Linked DNA regions of Homo sapiens: region 2 is linked to region 1. Evidence: chromatin contacts called from ENCODE Hi-C or POLR2A ChIA-PET data. All regions are on one chromosome and are shown on one strand. The core of a region is the stretch at or near the end of the contact, and the rest is flanking DNA. Distances in the headings are between cores, read along the strand shown. Region 1 overlaps CERS3 (ceramide synthase 3). Region 2 overlaps LINS1 (lines homolog 1).

Region 1 (6,765 bases), core at 4,178-6,677:
GCCTCCCCCACGATGTTACCTGTACAGCCTGCAGAACCATGAGTTAATTAAATTTTTTTCTCCATAAATTACTCAGTCTCATATTTCTTTCTTTCTTTTTTTTTTTTTTTGAGGTGGAGTTTTGCTCTTGTTGCCCAGGCTGGAGTGCAATGGCACCATCTCGGCTCACCACAACCTCCACCTCCCGAGTTTAAGTGATCCTCCTGCCTCAGCCTCTCAGGTAGCTTGGATTACAGGTATGCACCACCATGCTCAGCTAATTTTGTATTTCTAGTGGAGATGGGGTTTCTCCACGTTGGTCAGGCTGGTCTTGAACTCCTGACCTCAGGTGATTTGTCTGCCTTGGCCTCCCAAAGTGCTGGGATTACAGGTGTGAGCCACCATGCCTGGCCAGATATTTCTTTACAGCAGTGCCAGAACTGACTAATACAGAAACTTGGTACCAGCAGTGGGCCCTTGCTATAAAGATACCTGAAAATGTGAAAGCAGCTTTGAAACTGGGTAATGGGAAGAGGTTGGAACAGTTTAAAGGGCTCAGAAGATGACAGGAAAGTGAGGGAAAGTTTGGAATTTCCTAGAGACTTGTTGAATGGTTGTGACCAAAATGCTCATAGTGATAGGGACAGTGAAGTCCAAGCTGAGGAGGTCTCAGATGGAGATGAAGAACTTTCTGGGAACTGGAGTAAAGGTCACTCTTTCCTTGCTTTAGCAAAGAGACTGACTGGCATTATGCCCCTGCTCTAGGGATCTGTGGAATTTTGAACTTGAGTGAGATGATTTAGGGTATCTGGTAGAAGAAATTTTTAAGCAGCAATGCGTTCAAGAAGTGACCTGGCTGCTTATGACAGCATATGCTCATCTGCATGAACCAAGAGATGTTCTGAAACTGGAATTTATATTTAGAAGGGGAGCAGAGCACAAAAGTTTGCAAGAAAATTTGCAGCCTGACCATGTGGTAGAAAAGAAAAACCCACTTTCTGGGGAGGAATTCAAGCTGGCTGCAGAAATTTGCATAAAGAGGAGCTAAATGTTAATAGCCAAGACAATGGGGAAAAATGCCTCCAAGGCATTTTCCCAGCTGCTTTAGCTCCAGCCATGGCTAAAAGGGCCCCAGATATGTCTCAGGCCACTGTTCCAGAGGGTGCAAGCCAAAAACCTTGGCGGCTTCCATATAGTTAAGCCTGTGGGTGCACAGAGGGCAAGAGTGAGGCTTGGGAGCCTCCGCCTAGATTTCAGAGGATGTACGGAAATGCCTAGACATCCAGGCAGAAATCTGCCGAAGGGGTGGAGCACTCATGAAGAACCTCCACTAAGGCAGTGCAGAGGGGAAATGTAGGGCTGGAGCCCCCACACAGAGTTCCTACCAGGGCACTACTGAGTGGAGCTGCGAGAAGAGGGCCACAGTCCCCCAGACCCCAAAATGGTAGATTTATTGACAGCTTGCACTATGCACCCGGAAAAGCCACAGGCACGCAACACCAGCCCTTGAGAGCAGCCGCTGGTGATGTACACTGCAGAGCCACAGGGCCAGAGCTGCCCAGGGCCTTAGGAGCCCACCCCTAGTATCAGTGTCGTCTGAATGTGAGACATGGAGTCAAAGCAGATTATTTTGTAGCTATAAGATTTAATGACCCCCTGCTGGGCTTCAGACTTCCATGGGGCCTGTAGCCCACTTTGTTTTGGCTGATTTGTCCCTTTTGGAAAGGGAGTATTTACCCAATACCTATACCCCCATTGTGTCTTGGAACTAATTAATTGCTGTTTTATTTTACAGGCTCATAGGCAGAAGAGACTAGCTTGTTTCTGATAAGACTTTGGACTTTGGACTTTTGAGTTAATGCTAAAATGAGTTGAGACTTTGAGGGACTTTTGAGATGGGATAATTGTATTTTGCAATGTGAGAAGGACATGAGATGTGGGAGAGGTCAGGGGCAGAATGATATGGTTTGGGATTTGTGTCCCCACCTAAATCTCATGTTGACCGTAATTCTGAATGTTGGAGGAGGGGCCTGGTGGGAGGTGACTGGATCAAGGGGGTGGATTTACCCCTTGCTATTCTTGTGACAGTGAGTGAGTTCTTACGAGATCTGGTTGTTTAAAAGTGTGTAGCACCTCCCACTTCGCTCTCTTCCTCCTACTCCAGCCATGTAAGAAGTGCCTGCTTTCCCTTTGCCTTCTGCTATGATTGTTTCCTGAGGCCTCCCCAGTCATGTTACCTGTACAGCCTGCAGAACTGTGAGTCAATTAAACCTATTTTCTTTATTTTAAAAAAAGTTGAAAAAGAAAAAAAAGCTCATCAGCTATATACACATCAAAAATTTCATATTCAATTAATAAACTAAATGTTGCATAATAAAAAAATTAAAATGAGTTCCTTTGAGATAGTGAAAAATAAAAAATAAAATAAATTTGACCTAACAATTCCATTTATGGAGAAATTCACACACATGTTCACAAGGAGACATACATCAATATGAATAGTCTTATAATGAGTGAAAAAAGCTACACATTTATATATCAGCTCATATCACTTACATAAAGTTTTAAAATACAGAAAATAATACTCTAATGCCCGTAACTATATCCAGACATAATAAATATACAGAGGCATGAGAGGAAGGATACCAGCTTCAAGACAGTGGCCATCTCTGCAGGGAAAGAGAGGGAGAGAGAATAAAATGAGTAGGAATATACTGGAATATACCATCTGTCTTCTCTGGGTTCTCGTAGGTGATCTCATTTAGTACATAGTAGGCACTCTGGATATATGTGTTGAAAGAGTGAATGAATTAATCTAATACCATAGCATTAATTGAATACTGTATAACTGTAGATGACTCCCAAGTTTATATCCCCCGTGTGGGCCTCTTTCAGGCTTCAAACTCAAAAACTCAATAGCTAGAAAATCCCTCAGCTGTCTAACAGTCTTTAAACTCTAGTCTCCTCCCCTTAACACCACCTTTTTCTCTGGCCTTCCATAATTTAGCAAATGGTACTCCCACCCACTCAGTTGCTGAAAACAAAATCCTAAAAATTATCCCCAATCCCTGCCTTTTATGAGGTACTTCATTTCCAGCCTGTTACACTCAATTGGGTCCTTTGATACGGGTCCCTGCACTCTTCAGCTCTCCAAATGCTGTCTTCAGCAATGTCCAAGCTATATCAGATCTCTGTGGCCAGGCTCCAGATTCTGAGCTGACACGGGTTGGCAAGCCCACACCCGTGACCTCAGGGTAAGGGAACACAGTAGTCAGCCGAGGGGTGTGTGCCCCACTGGCTGGCCCTCCATGACACAGCTGCGTATGTTTTGGTCCTGAGAGACCTCTTCTGACATACGGTCCTCTGCAGCAGGCCTTGTGATGGCTACTTCAGATGGTTCCTGCTGGACAGCGCTGCATCCCTGTCTCGGAGGAGCGAAAGTGCTATTGTTGGCAAGAATTCCGAATAAGGAAAATTTTAAAAGTATCTCATCTGTGCTTCTCCAGGGATAAACAAAATATGACTTGTTCTTAGGCAATGCCAATCTATCAGCCCATATTAAGTGGAAATGAATAACATTATCATCTATTGGCCCATAGATGAGTGGCCATTACGTGAGGCTATTCTATACCAGAAATTCCCAACGGATGTGCCAGGAAAGGGTTAAAAGTTATGCTGAGACATTAATCCTCTCAGGCCTTGGGGTAGCAAGGCAGAGCCTGAAGCTACCAGAGCCCCAGGTGCCTGGATTACTTGTACTGTCTTCTCCTGCTTTGAGGCCCACCTCAGTTTACCCTTGTGTGCTGCACAAACATCAATCTCTCGGGTACGATGAAGTGATGAAGATTGGGAAGTACTGTCCCAGACTCTGACTACAAAGCCGAATGAAATTTTTCAATAGGTAGAAACTGTCATTCATTTTCTTCTAACAAGTCTTCCTCATAAATATGATGGCTTGAGCTAGAAACAAAAAGTTGTGTAGCTCAAACTCAGATTCTGTGCTTCCTGCCGAGAGACAGGTGAAGGTGGCCACCCCCAGGATGGGAACAGTTTTACTGAGTTAGACTCAGAAGGTAAAGAGGTCAGGTGGTGAAAAAAGCAATGAGAGAGCCACGTCACTAAGTGAATTAGAATGAATGAGGAACCACTGTTTGGCAGAGTCAAAACGGCCTCCCCTGGTGTGTCCTTCCCAGCCCTCATGGTACATAACAGTGAAGGAACTGAAGGTTATAGTGCAGAGTGCTATCAGAGTAAATGTTTTCTCAGATTGGGATTACAACTGACAAATTTGCTACAATCTCATTTTCTCCATCCATCAAAACTTTTCAATGCAGTTGCCTTATCTCAAAAGGAAATGGCTGGCAACTGTTTTCTTTCAAAACCATTATCATTTGAATAATTTTAAATGCCAATATTTCCATGTAAAGAAATACTAACCAGCTAATTTTGGAGAGCTTGGTTTCTCAAGGAATCATGTGTTTGGCTGTTCCTGCATAAATCAAAGTTTCCCCTGGATGAGAAGACACTGGCAGTGGGAAAGCAATGAATAATTTGGGAAAAACACCTTGCCACAAAGGACAATCAACCAAAAGACAGACAGTTCATTCATTCACCCCAAGGTTCACAACCTCGGCACTGTGGATATTTTGGGCCAGGTGATTCCGGGACCTTGCTGCCCATTGTGGGACGTCTAGCAGTAAGCACCTCCAGTTATCTGTATCATACTAGTGGCACCTCCCACTTGTGACAGACAAAAATGTCTCCACAGATTGTCAAATATCCTTGAAGGCCAAAACTGCTCCAGTTGAGAACCACCAGTTCAAAAAATCCTTTTAATACCCTGTGCCCTGTGCAAGACATTGGAGATATAATGGTCTGTTCTCAAATAACTTACAATCTATTGAAAGAACTGAATGCTACAGAATCAAACACACAATAAGAAATACATCGTTACAGGTTTGATGCATGTTAGGAAGTAGAGAATACTATGATATTTAAATAGAGGAATCTCACTTAGATGAGGCTGATGCCAGGAAGGCCTTAAGGAAATGAACTCAAGTTGTAACCTATAGTTTAACAGGAGTAGCCGGAGAAGAGTGGAATAAACCTTTCAAGAAGAAACAACGTGGGCAGAGGCCCTGCGATGTGAGAGCCTTGCATGCTCGGGGATTAGCAAGGACAGCACAGCTAATGAATGCTGAGAAAGGCAGGGCCTGACCCCAGGTGAGGCCTCAAATAAGCACAGATCAGATAATGAATTTCACAGGTCATGGTCAGAAATTCAAATTCATTTCTAAACCCAACTAGAAGCCACTTTATAGCACTGTTTTGGGTGTTTGCAGTGTATCAGTGAGAAAACAGACAAGGTGTTTGTCCTCAGTGAGCTTCTGCACCGGGGGAGCTGGTTTCTATAGCAGTGCTCTCTGCCACTGTGTGGAAATGGCTGGAAGGAGCCCAGCTGGCATACTTGGGAGGCCGAGGTCACAGTCCAGGAGGGAAACTCTGGAGGCTATCGGAGTAGCACTGCGATGTGGAAGGGGTATTACGTAAGAAACAGCAGTATCTGTAGACCTACAGGTTTGAAAGGGACCTTTAAGTGTCTTCTAATCCAGTTTCTATTTGATGGTGATAGGCTCTTTACAACAACCCTAGCAGAAGACGCACACCCCTGCCTGTGTCTCTGCAGTCATTCACTATCTGCTTCCTTTCATATTTGGGGCTGATCTCTGCCTCCCTGGAGCGCCCACGCATTCCTCCAAGTTCTACCCCTTTGTACCAGGCAAAAGAAGTCTGTGTACTCCCTTCAAACATTGGTTAATTTTCCAAACATTTAAAGATAATGAACTCCTCTTCCAGCTAAACATTCCCCCATCCTTCAGTTGATCCTCACATGACACAGCACGGAAAAGCTTCACCATCTGTGTTTCTTAAATAAACATACTTATCCACAGCCATCACCCCGTATTGTACAATATGTGTAACACAACCAGCATCACTCAATTAATACACAAATTCCCACCACTTTAATCTCCACCAAAAGAAAAGGTGAGCACAATAAATTTAAAGTCAAATCCGGATGTCTACACTTTTGGCTTTACTTTTGGTGTATTTTTTTTTATATATTTATATATATATATGCTTATACATAATTCACTTGGGCTTCATCTGTATTCCTCAAAAATGATTGCAAGAATGACCAAAAAAGCCGGGCGCGGTGGCTCACACCTGTAATCCCAGCACTTTGGGAGGCAGAGGTGGGCGGATCACGAGGTCAGGAGATCGAGACCATCCTGGCTAACACGGTGGAACCCTGTCTCTACTAAAAATACAAAAAGTTAGCCAGTTGTGGTGGGGGGCGCCTGTAGTCCCAGGTACTCGGGAGGCTGAGGCAGGAGAATGGCGTGAACCCGGGAGGCGGAGCTTGCAGTGAGCCGAGATCACGCCACTGCACTCCAGCCTGGACGACAGAGCGAGACTCCGTCTCAAAAAAAAAAAGAATGACCAAAAGAAAACAAAAACAAAAACAAAAAACTTGACAATGAGAAAAAAAATACATTCTAATGTTAATAAGATAAAATGCTCATTTGAACTAAATGAACAATCTTTGCCCACAGCATTTCCTTACACCTCTGGGAATGACATCTGTACTACAGCTTCCATAAAATCATAGTGCTGTGTTTTTGAAGTGCTGTAACTAAATGCTGTGCTTGGGAATCTGTGGCTTTGCAGAAATGTCAAAAGCCCAGAAGATTGTGAATTACTCATAATGTCCCACTGCTCTTTGAA
Region 2 (6,865 bases), core at 4,110-6,609, 170 kb after region 1:
CTAGGTTTTGTTTTTTTTCCGCAAATCTCTAGAAAACATTCCTGGCAGCATAGGTATCCACTCCCTGAAGTTCCCATTAAATCTTTTAACCAAATTCATTTCCTCTCGCCTAGAAACCATCAAGCTTCAGATGATCATGCAACAAAGGTTCCAGCCACTACCCCTGGCCATCAAGGAGCTACCCTGCCTCCACTAGACAGAGAGGGGCGAGAGTTCCATGATTCCCAATAGGTAGGGACTGTGCCCCAAGCCAGCATGAAGCAGTTACAGAAGATAGACCATTGGTCCCTCTGCTTCCATAAAGATTTATGGGGATCACATCTTTCTGGGGGGAAATGAGACAGAATAGGGTCTGGAGGCAGGGACATAGGCTAATTCACGCTGACTTCCTAGAACTAAATCAAATGGAAACACTTCATCTATGAAACATCCTCTCCATTTACATAGGGTGTACACTAAGTAAGTGACTTTACTTCACCCTCTTCATTTACATAGGGCATACACCAAGTAATCAATGGAAACCTCTAGAGGGTATGTAAACCTCAGAAAATTCTGTAACGGGGCTCTTGAGCCCCTATGCTTGGCCCACTCCCACCCTGTGGGGTGTACTTTCATTTTCAATAAATCTCTGCTTTTGTTGCTTCATTCTTTCTTTGCTTTGTTTGTATGTTTTGTGTGTCTTCCCTTGCTTCGTTTGTGCTTTCTTTGTTCAAGACGCCAAGAACCTGGACACCCATCAACTGATAACACTTTTGGATTTTTACGGAGGCTTCTTTACTTAGGCATGGTTGATTAAATCACTGGCCCTTGGTGATAGACTCAACCTTGAGTCCCTCTCCCCTTCCTGAGACTGGGGGTAGGGCTGAAAGTTCCAACTCTGAGCATAGGGCTGATTCCCTCCCTGCAGTGAGCACTCCATCCTGTAGCCATCTAGGTGGTCCAAAAAAATCACCTCATTAACATAACCTGGGGTGTGTGAAAAGTGTTTATTATAAATAACAAAACACTGCCTTTTACCTTTAGTGCTCTGAAGCTGTCTTGAGCTGCTTCAGGAACCCAGGACAAAAGGCCATATATATACTTTAACAAAAGATCAACTTATTGTTCTAGTCCCATAGGAAGTAATAGGCTTAAAGGAGATGGGCCTGTAATCTTAGATGGAAATCAAAAAATATTCATCTTAGTAATACAGGTCACAAATGCCAAGGGGCCAGGCAGCTAATGAATGAATGACGACAATAGGTGCTAGGCTGTTTTATTGTGATCAAGTATAAACTCCTCTTAATTACACTGTCTTTAAAATAAATGTCCGTGGGTAGCCCATTGGAATTGAAAACTGTAGTTTGTATGTGTTTTTTAAAGCAATTGTGGTATTAAAGGAAAGGACAAATCCTTAAGAAAACAAACTAGGGGATTTAACTGACCACAATTTTTTCTGAAGTGGATGCTCTGAGGTTTGCACATCTCATTCTGCATTATCATGCTGGCCTGGGGGAATGTGTACTCTTCAGACAACAAGCTTTTAAGAGACACCAACAAACCCAAGTGTCTGACGGAGGGTGCACAGGATGCTGACAGGCTCTGAGGCCATCTATATGATAAATGAACGATTTCTCTAGCCTGGAAACAAACAATTGGGGCAGTCTTACTAGGTAAGTGAAGGAGCAGTGATTCTCTTAGTGTTTTCTCTTGGCAGAGGAGCTGAAATCCCACACCAAGTGGCCTAAGGGTTACCCATATTAAGTATAAAATCTATCTGAAGCCTCTGTTTATTTTTTAAGTTCTGTAAACTATTTGAATTTTGCATTATATGCCTAATAAAACCATGTGTTTATTAATATAAAATAACATACTTCCCACCCATCTTCACATAAAATTGCTGTGTTAGGAATACGAATCGTTAAACTTTATTGAGTACCTACTATGTACCAGATACTGCTCTAAGTGAGTTTTACAACTTTATGGGGGGGGGGGGTGCTTAATTATCATACCCATTTTACAGATAAGAAAACTAAGAGAGATGTTATGTCACAGAGCTTCAGGGACAGAGTCAGGATGTGAAGCCAGAAAATCTAATATCAGAGCCTGTGTCCTTCACCACTCCACCAAAGCACTCTTCAAACTTCCATTGGTGCTCCAAAAGCCCAGGACAAGAGTTCAACATTGGACTTCAAATTAAATAGTAACTCCTACAGCTTAACTGTTCACACTGTAAAACAATAGTGCTCAGAAACATTTTCACATGCTACGCGAGATCTAAAATCAAGGTCAATTACTATGCAATTTCCCAATATAAACTAAGATTAATTTTTTCAAAAGATACTCAGCAACTACAGGTTGAAATGTTAATCAGGATAGCGATTTGACTGAGTTTTTAAAATTGTATAGTCACCCCTCGGTATCTGTGGGGGATTGGTTCCAAAACCCACCAAGGATACCAAAATCCATGGATGCTCAACTCCCTGGCAAAAAATGGCATAATATTTGCATATAAACTGTGCACATCCTGCCATATACTTTAAATCATCTCTAGATTACTTATAATACCTAACACAATGTAAGTGATGTGTAAATAGTTGTTACACTGTATTGTTTTGATTTGTATTATTTTTATTATTGTATTGTTATTTTTTATTTTTTCTGAATATTTTTTTATCTGAGGTTGGTTGAATCTGTGGATGTGGAACCCGTGGATCCAGAGGGCCGACTATAGTTCCATTTAAGCCCCAGAATCAACAGGCCAGCATGGTAATCAGACCTTCAGGGGTCTTTGATTTTGGTTAATGATCACGAATCTTGTGGGATCAAATGTTGTTGGCAGTGCTGCTGTCAGTGACACGGTTTTCTGGAATTGTGAGTTTCTGAACAAAACAAAGGGCAGTTATCCCTCAGGATCCGTGGGAGATTTGTTCCAGGACTCTCTAAGGATACCAAAATCTACAGATGCCCAAGTCCCATATATAAAATGGTGTGGTATTTGCATATAATCTACACACATCCTCCTAGGTATTTTAAATGATCTCAAGATTACTTAAAATATTTGACACGGTACATTGTAAATGCTATGTAAATATTTGTTACACTGTATGGTTTAGAAAATAATGACAAGAAGAAAAAATCCATACATGTTCAGTGCCAACTCTGAGCATAGGGCTGGTTCCCCCTGGCAGCCAGCACCCCATCCTGTAGCCAAAATTTTTCCCCAATTCCCTAAATATTTTTGATCTGGGGTTGGTTGAATCCAGGGGAGCAGAACCTACTGGAATGGAATCCGTGGATATGGAGGGCTGACTATACTTTTAGTGGCTATACCAAACCCGGCAAGCTCCTCATGAAAAATCAACAATCCACTGTTCCTCCTCGGGCATCAACAGTTCATCCACATTAAAGGCACTGTGAATAAGGGTTACTATGACCTTGATTTTACTTTCTCTAAAATAACTCCAACCTTTTACAAAAGTCAACCCTAAATGGGTCATGGCTGTAAACTTTAAACTTTTAGAAAAAAAATGTAGGAAAAATCTTAGGCATCTGAGGCTAGTCAAAGGGTTCTCAGACTTGACCATAAAAGCATGATCCACAAATGTAAAAACTGATAAACCGGAACTCAGCAAAATTTAAAACTTGCTCTGCAAAAAAACCCTAAGAAGATGAGAAGACAAGCTACAGACTTAAAGAAAAATATCTGCAAAGCACATGACTAGTACCTAGAATATATAAAGAACTCCCAAAACTCAACATTAAAAAAAAAAATTCAATTACAAAATGGATCAGACATGCACAGACATTTCACCAAAGAGGATATAAAGATGGCAAATAATCCCACAGAAAGATGCTTAACCATATTAGCCATTACAGAAATATGAATTAACACTACAGTGAACTACCACTACTAGAAGAGCTAAAAATGACTCCAAATGCTGGGGAGGATGCTGAGAAACTAGATCTCTCCTACACTGCTGGTGAGAATGAAAAACGGCACATCCTCTTTGGAAAACAATTTGTGGTTATCTTTAAAAAGATATGTCTATGTTTGAATTCAGAATACAAAAATAATCTATTTTCATGGTCAATATTAGAAGTAAAAAAAATTACTAGTTTCTTTATATGATGTGGCTACTACATAGACTAATAGACTGGGAAAGTCAATAGTAGGCCTTCCCCTAATTCAACAACAGTTGGTTCAAATCTGACCACAGCCCAAGAGGCTACTTAATCTATTTTGCTCCATTAATGAAGATGCAGTGACAACTGTCGCGGAAGTTGAGGCCTCCAAACCCAGGCTGTCTTCCAGGATTCTGGTTCCCTCCACCAATCGAAACTGCACTTTTCACAGAAAAAATAAAATGGGTCTGGTTAGACAAGAGCACCTCCCTCCCCTATTAAAAGAAGTGGGGCAGATATCTTCCGACAGCATGCCATGTGCCAGTATCTTCCCTTTAGTTCCATTCTTCACTCTCCTCTGTGCCCCAACAGACTCCAGGAGATTTGGAGTGGGAGGGGCGGAAGGCAGGCTGGACTTTCAAGCTCCAGGAACTGCCAGCTCTCTTTACCTTCAGGGCTAAAGGGGGTGCTGGCGGTTACTGGCCTTGGAGTGCTACACCATCCTTCCTTTTCCTCAAAACAATAGTACTCAAACTGTGTCATGCACTAGACAGGTTTATGAAAGCAGACTGCAGGGCCCTATCCTAGGAGCTTCCCATAAGATAGTTCTGGGGTGGGGCCCAGTAATTTGTATTTCTAACAAGTTTCCAGGTTACTTCTGAGATAGTGAGAATACAAACTCTGTCACGTGTTTGTAAATTGTCTTCCTATTAAACTCTTGTCTTAGGACTCTGAAACAGGCCAGATTTTTTTGGCATGAAGGAAAAGCCTGGCAATCAAGTTATAGATAAAAGACTTAATGCTTAAATGCATTTTTCTGTCAAAGTGATATACTGGTAACAGCCTGATGATACAGGAGCTAGAAATTATTTAGACAGATAGTGAGGGTAAGAGAGTCCTCGGCAAGGTTTCCCTTTTAATAAAAAGCAGCCCCCAAATCATTTCTTTTCTAACAAAAAGCGGCCTGAAAAATCAAGCTGCAAGCATAGATACACAAGTAAAAGCTTGCATAGGTGAATGCCGGCAGCTGTGCCAATGGGAAAGGGCTACCTGGGGACCAGGCACAGATAAGAATGTAACAGAGGAAGCCTGCTGCAATTGGTTAAATCCAAGATGGCCAAAAACTTGACTGAATGCATACTCTTGGCTGCATTATGCCCCATTACCATAAAACTTCCCTGGGGAAACCGCCCACTCCCTGCCACGTACCTGAAGCTATGGCAGTTCCAGATTAACCACATTTAGTCAAGAAAAGGGTGGCGCCCTGATTCTGGGAACTGCCCACCCATTTCCTGGAAACCCTCTCCTTTCATCATAGAATATTTGTGCCTTCATCATGCCTGTCTGCGTAGCGAGCCCTGACCACATTACACGCCTCTTTTGAGCACATCCAGGCTCCTCTTTTGAGTGTGCACTTGCTTTCACTCTGCAACAAACCTTCTACATTTTCACTGTGGTCTCCCTTTCAAATTCTTTTGTGCAGAGAAGCGAAGAACCTGACCTGGCCTACTGGCAACAGTATCTTTCTCAAGTAGCTCTATTATGTGACCACTCCAAAGGCAAATCTTTTTTTTTTTTTTTAAACATAGCACAAATTAATGCTGGACATTAGAATCATAACGTGTTCATACTAGAAAAAATCTCAAGAGATAATTTAGAGATAATTCTCAAACCGTAGCATCAGAATTACCTGGAAGGCTTATTAGAACACAAATGGCTGGGCCCACTTTGGAGATTCTGATTTAGTGGGTCTGGGAGGGCCCAAGAATTGAACCAGGGACTACATTTTGAGAACCACTGCACAATCTACTTGATTTATTGATGAGGAATCTCAGCTCCTTAGGTTTTTATATGCTAATGCTAAGCATTTTTAAAATAAATGGAAATTATCCAGTGTATCAATATGAATACTTTTCTATACTTAGTTGCTAAATTATAACTGTATGTTTTAAGTGGTACTTCAGAATGAAATATTTCACTGAAAGGTTTTCCTTAGTCTTCCCCTTTTCCAGTCTATGCCTTGTCCCTTTTCCATCTGCCCCCACAAACCCGCCACCAGTGGCAGGGTAGCGTTGAGGAACTGTCTATAGATGTGATACTGTCTAGATTTTACTGAACTCCTAAATTCTGTACACAGACAAGATCTGATTTTTCAATTGATAAAACGAGATTATCTACCTACCTCAGCCAAGTAGCATACTCAAAGATTTGCAAAAATTAAATGGCTTATATGTGAAAACACCTGTATAACTCAAGTAGGAAGATGTCAATATGTCTTTATTTATTAACCTTGAAAGGTTCCTTCCAGCCTCTGGGCCTTGATACAATGCTTCTCCTTCCACCCACTTTCCCTTTTGTTTTAGGCTTAAATATGACTTTCTTTGGCAGGGGTAGGTCCTCCGGTGATACTGTCTTCCAGCTCTGGTGCCCTGTCTTACAGAATGTGTCACAATTATACTTTAACGATTTGTGCAATGATTTTTATGATTTAGAGTTGTCTGCTTGGTTCTTCCCTAGCTCCTAGCACAGCATTTGATACACAGTAGGTACTTATATTTGTGGAATACATTCCTGGCTGAAGATTAATTTAGTAGTGTATATGTAACAATCCTAAAATCAGTCCCAAAGTATATTTTAGTACCGTTTTGATCTCAAAAAACTTTAAAAACACCATGTAATATTTTAAGTTGTGAATTTTAAATTATAATAAAAATGTAGTATCAAAGAATTATAAACAGTAGTATCCATAGCAGGGATTAAG

What was found. Hi-C counts contacts between places; a loop is a spot of excess contacts on that map. ChIA-PET counts read pairs that join two places held with the same protein, here RNA polymerase II (POLR2A). Pooled maps may share reads with other maps.
Region 2: a loop to region 1 is called in a map with no recorded cell type, with 2.2 times the contacts of the local background. The contact joins two enhancer-like sites. A Hi-C loop is called at or near these places in 1 of 37 single-sample maps with no recorded cell type and 4 of 50 pooled maps. POLR2A ChIA-PET finds 5 or more read pairs at or near these places in 1 of 52 experiments (OCI-LY7).

The regions. Positions count from the first base shown.
Region 1 is chr15:100,423,849-100,430,613 of GRCh38, forward strand. The region is part of intron 11 of CERS3 (ceramide synthase 3); the gene reads right to left. It overlaps CERS3-AS1 (CERS3 antisense RNA 1), which reads left to right. Exons shown (of 5, transcript NR_120374.1): 4 at 2,144-2,235. Among named protein-coding and RNA genes, the nearest start is that of CERS3-AS1, 54 kb to the left of the region's middle. Within about 2 kb of position 5,428, at least 3 of the 41 ENCODE cell types and tissues checked have a DNase peak (open chromatin) inside an H3K27ac peak, as active enhancers do.
Region 2 is chr15:100,591,597-100,598,461 of GRCh38, forward strand. All of the region lies in intron 1 of LINS1 (lines homolog 1), which reads right to left. Among named protein-coding and RNA genes, the nearest start is that of LINS1, 7.2 kb to the right of the region's middle. Within about 2 kb of position 5,360, at least 12 of the 41 ENCODE cell types and tissues checked have a DNase peak (open chromatin) inside an H3K27ac peak, as active enhancers do.